2 separate regions of the Homo sapiens genome follow, and region 1 is linked to region 2. A link is a contact called in ENCODE Hi-C data. All regions are on one chromosome and are shown on one strand. Each heading gives the region's core, a stretch centred on a gene start or an enhancer-like site at or near the end of the contact. The rest is flanking DNA. Distances are from core to core; before and after follow the strand shown.

Region 1 (2,700 bases), core at 2-2,501, 440 kb after region 2:
CAGAAATTGTGTTTGTGTTCTCTCCCTTCTCCTTTATTTCTTTCTCTCAATAAACAACCAAACAAGGCCTAGCACACAATTAGCAAGCAATCAAAGTTTACTGAGGAAAAAAAAGGAGAACAGAGACGACAGAAGGAAAGAAAAAGTCAATTTAACTGCTAGGATCACCCAAATACGATTTTTTTAAATCACAGCTTAAAGGTCTGTTCAGGCATTTCTCATTGTTTCTTAATACTGATTGATGTCTACCCTTTTTCACATATATATTAGATTGGATATATAGGAAGAATGTCAGAAACGAAGTAACAATAAGACATAGTGAGGGGGACCTAAAACTGTTTCAGGCTCCTACACTAAAATCAACTCCAATAAATCCTATAAGATTCTATAAGATCCTAGAATGGTATAAATTTCCAGGTATTTTTAAAATTCAATGATCATAGGGAAAATGCCATTAATCGTGGGGATGAGAAGAGGTAAGGCATTTCTTAAAATGACTTTCAGTATATACCTTAATGCTAGTTAATTTACCTTTCCAACCCTTATTTGTTGGCTTCTACTGTACATAAACTAATAATAAATAATTAAATGAAAAGAACAACAATCAAAAAACACACCAGGATGCTTATGTCTTACAACTTTAAAAATTCTTATAGATTTTAAATCCTGCATCCCTAGTTATTCATACATTGAGGAGAACTCTACATTTATCTTTTGGCATAGCCGGATTCTTCCGATGCGATCTGAAGAACTTGTGTCAGGAATTCTTATGACAATCTCCTGGGCATCAACCCTCCCCCATGTGCAAATACCGGTTTTATTCATTAACTGACTATTGTCTTTACCTAAAAATCAAGCTCTCTAAAGGAAAAAGGTTGTGAAAGTTTCAACTGAAATTACTCCTATGTTCCCCTGTAGAGAGAGCTGAAAGATCTTTCAAGGACATTAAATAGCCAGAGGTGAAAGGGAGCAACTAACAGGAAGGAAGGGAGGATTCATTCGCAGGAGTCACTATAGGAAGGTCCTCCACTGTGAGGTCGTCAGGATGAACTAAAATTGGAGAGTTCATCTGAAACAACTGGGCATTCTTGATGCTTGGGAGTTACAAGTTTGTTGTCTTTAAAAAAAAAAAAAAAAAAAAAAAAAAACCTATGTGCTGCCCTCTAGAGGCTACAAAGAATAATGGCGCCACCTATTAAAAACTGAAAGGAAAAAGTACAGGCAGGAAGAATTTGTCTTTGCCAAATGTATGACCTAACGTGTTACATTTAGTGTCATACTTCAAATTAGAGAAGTAAATTAATATCATGTACGGGAAATTCTGAATTTGATGCAAATAATGATTCTGTCTGAAGACCCAATTCTGGATCTTCCTTTTTTTCTTTTTTAGTTTTTTTACATGCATTTTTAAAAATGACTTTACTAAGGTATATTTAGATACCATAAATTTGGTCATTTAAAGGGTACAATTCAATGATTTCAAAGTTCATTTAAACCAGATTGTACAATGATCACTATAATCCAATTTTGGAACATTTCAATCGCTTGCAGTAAGATCCCTCTAGCCAGTTTATGGCTAATACCCACCCATTCCTGCCCCAGCCCTTGGAAATCACGAGTCTACTTTGTTTATCTATAGATAGGCCTCTTTTGTTTTTAAAACAGAGAAGTTTAGAATTAAATGCTTCATAACATGACAAGGCAATTCCTCCTTTTTGTAGTGCTTTTCCTTCAAAATGTCCTGCCTTGATCAGTGTCACGAAATGGGGGTTAAATCCCTCACCAAACCAAACTCTGGGGAAAAGTACCTGTAAATGCCTAATTCTCAATGTCTCACACTCTGTATATTTAACCTTCCACAGATTTGAGGGTGATGTTAAATTTGTCTCTAATGTCTCTGAAAATTCACTCTGGGTATACTTTTAGCATGCAGTCCAACAGTCCATTTCAAAATAAGCTTTCACATCCCAAGGTTTTATAAAGGATTCATGGTTTAAATATCTGCCTTCATTAATTATGAGCAACCCATTTTTAACAGAATTTTTTTAATCCTAAATTATTCACTTCTTTAATAATGAACTTATTAAAAGTCTCCGTTTTGAATATCTGAAGAACATGCTAGTTCTGGTAGTATAAAGAGCCTATGTTGAAAATGAAGATTCCCAAGAACCCAGACTCTTGGAAGGTTAAGACCAGAGGCTCTAAACCATCCTTTGTGGTAAAAATCCAGCTCTTGAATTTCTGTGTAACCCTGAGAAGGGTACTTAATTTCTCTGTACATTGGTTTCCTCATGGACAAGTGGAGATAATAAGAGTTTTTATTTCATGTATAAAAATGGTGAGAAGTGTACTTGGAGCATAGCCCTTGGTGACTGTCTGCAATCAACATTATGTGAAAGTTATTTTACCAAGGATAATTATCATCACTTCTGTTTGAGAATAAAGACTGGATTTGTAACTGGTGGTAGAAAAAATGACTGACAATAAGCAGATTGAGGATCTGTAATTATTAATTTATCATTCCTTGTATCACATCCTCTATGGCTCTTCAAGACCAGCTGTGGTTTCAGTGCATTTCCAAGCCTAAGGAACAAACCAGGAAGAATGCAAACACTGGTCTCAGAGATAACAAGTCACATCAGAGCTTACGTGCCCCGATGTGTTGACTGTCTAAAGCTTTTTGTATTGCCTGTTTTAGAT
Region 2 (2,700 bases), core at 128-2,627:
TTAAAGTGTTAATTTATTGCAGTGGTGCAAGTACAACACAAGCACTCAAATAGGAAGAATTTTTCCTCAAGTTCTACTGGGAGATAGCCAAAACCTCTCCACAGGCTGATTCCTTTCCTCTTTTTATTTGCTCATTTTCAAAGGTAAAGACTGAAGAGTAAGCACCACATTAATGACCCCATATATCCCCTGAGATGAGCAATGTCCTAATACTACTTATGTCAAATATATACAGGCACATCTACTTTTTAAATAGAGCTCACCCTATCAAAATTATATTTCCGTAGGCTCTGACTCTTTAAAGAGTTAAGAGTAAAGACTTCTTGGACAAACGTTGCATTGTGAAGTGCACATTCCTACTCCACATTTTTAATCACAACTGGAAGAGTCCCATGTAATTGAATAAAAATTCACTAGACATAAAGAAAAGTAATCCTAATTACATTTTATCTTGGTTTCACAAAACTCACAGTGCATATGTTATTGGTCATAATATATTTCCCTAAGCCCCGCAATTGCTAAAAATACCGAATCAATCACGACCCAGATTGCGTCATGAAGTGTGTGAACTAGTGCATTAAAAGGCCGTGTTAGCACCAACAAAGTTTATTGGGGTAACTGCATTCAAGACGCACATGGCGTACCTTTAAATAGCACTGTTAAAATACCAAATAAAATGTCAACGTCTGTCAGGTCTCTAGCTTTTATAAATTGTTTAGACTGGGAAACGCTGGGGTTTGGACATTGTTCTTTTCATACGATGTAGAAAAGAAGAGACCATAAAAAGAAAAGAACAATAAAGCATAGCTCATTTTTTAAGTTCTTTCATGGAAAAACACACTCTGGATCATTACCCTTCTAATCAACAATTTCCTTCCTCCTCCCAATCCTTCCCGTCTGGTATTTACCTTTCTCTGCCTCCCTCTCTCTGGGTGGTATTCTGAGCTTATACACACTTCTCAGTAATCATATTTTTAAAATTGCCTCAAAAGAGAATCTCAGGATGGCATGACAGACATGTATATACTAAAGGTATTTTTTACCTGAACCATAGCTTTGCTTATTATCTCTGTGCTCTTACATGCACACCGGTGGGCCCTGACTGCAGAGTGTTCTCAGGCAGAAGAAGGCCCTGAGAGCAGGATGAGCTGCTCCCTGCCTACAGATGAGTTATTATCACACCTTAGTGGCCATCTCTACCCTCTTCCTTCTGCCCTTCCTTTTATTACCACGCCACACTCCCCGCAATTCCCACATAACAACATCTCTGTTTCAGTTTCTTCTCTGGATTTCCCACACTTAATGCAACCCGGACCTCACCTTCAGCTCTCCTGAGGCCACTTTGGAAGCCAGCTCGATGACACAGCCAACAGCCATGCGTGCAGCACCGGACGAGTGTAGCTCATTCCAAATGGTGTCACTGTCCACCTGAGCAAACAGTCAGCAGAGTCCGAAGACAGAAGAAGAAAGCGAAAGAGAAGGAAGAGATGAAAGGGGTAAAAGGGGAAGAGGTCGCAGGGGAAGAGGGACAGAGAGAGAAAGCAAATCTGTGAGGAAGGGCTGGCAGGGTAACAGCCTATGTACAATAACATTAGTCTTCCGTCTTGGCCAGCTGAAAAGGCCTTCTGGACATGGCTTTGCTTATACTTTTTCTCTACACTGACTTCTCCAATGGAAACACATTCCTGCCATGCCTCACTGCCATTCCCTGTTTAGATTTCTCATTACAAACAGCATTACATAGGCCGGATCTGGCTTAGTTACAGGCCTGCTAGAAACCAGGCCCCAGTAGTAGATAGAGTAAAAACTAAGAGCACTTAGTTATACATAAAAATCGGATTTGCAAGTGCTAGAGGGGGAAAATTCAAATACCTTTCTGACTGCAGGTTTACAGGGAGCCAAACACAATTATTAGGCAGGTAGCAGCAGCAGTCAGGGAGTAGAAAGTAGCAACCACAAGTCAGGTTCTCCAACTAAATGGAAGGAGTGTGTGGTCCTCACACTTAAAACAATAACAGCAAATTGCAAGGAGAAATGTGATGTTCAAAGTATAAGCTTAAGATTTCTAACTTTCAGTATAATTTGTCAGATTGTTTCAGTTCAAACTGGTATTGTTAAAATTGGATAAGCCAGTAAAATAGATGGTTGCTTATCTACTAGAGAACATTATTATCAAAACAAAGCATGTACCAATATTCTGGATTTCCCTTTATAAAATGCTGTTTACCCTTTTTCATGAATGCAATGAAAACACATAATAATGCATACATGAAAAGAGCAACAATGGTGGTTTATAATTATCATATGTTATATTTTTAATATATAAAATACTTCATAACATAAAAAAACAGTACCAGATGGTAGAAGTCTCTAATTTTAGGACACATAAGTTATTTGAAGCACCAGGAAATAGAATACAAAGTTTGTGACTGTAAATAGCAAGACTTCCCAAATGGATCAAAGGGGAGAAATTCTGCATAAAACAAAGCTTTTTTTTTTTTTTTTAAAAAAAAAAGAGAATTAAATGCAAGGGGCCTAATCACATGGAACAAATACAATAAATAATAACAACACACATTCACAGTGAACTAAGTAGTTTTCTAAGAATATTCACATGCCTTTTTCTCATGAGGTTCTTACACACTTAAATACTACCAAGAACAATGAATACAAAAATAATAAATGAGAACAGTAAATAAG

What was found. Hi-C counts contacts between places; a loop is a spot of excess contacts on that map. Pooled maps may share reads with other maps.
Region 1: a loop to region 2 is called in a map with no recorded cell type, with 2.5 times the contacts of the local background. The contact joins two enhancer-like sites. A Hi-C loop is called at or near these places in 1 of 168 maps with a recorded cell type or tissue (A673), 1 of 37 single-sample maps with no recorded cell type and 3 of 50 pooled maps.

The regions. Positions count from the first base shown.
Region 1 is chr7:18,354,807-18,357,506 of GRCh38, reverse strand. It overlaps a transcript of HDAC9 not described here. Among named protein-coding and RNA genes, the nearest start is that of HDAC9, 140 kb to the left of the region's middle. Within about 2 kb of position 1,251, at least 3 of the 41 ENCODE cell types and tissues checked have a DNase peak (open chromatin) inside an H3K27ac peak, as active enhancers do.
Region 2 is chr7:18,792,073-18,794,772 of GRCh38, reverse strand. HDAC9 (histone deacetylase 9) reads right to left here. Exons shown (of 26, transcript NM_178425.4): 17 at 1,321-1,428. Among named protein-coding and RNA genes, the nearest start is that of HDAC9-AS1, 110 kb to the left of the region's middle. Within about 2 kb of position 1,377, at least 2 of the 41 ENCODE cell types and tissues checked have a DNase peak (open chromatin) inside an H3K27ac peak, as active enhancers do.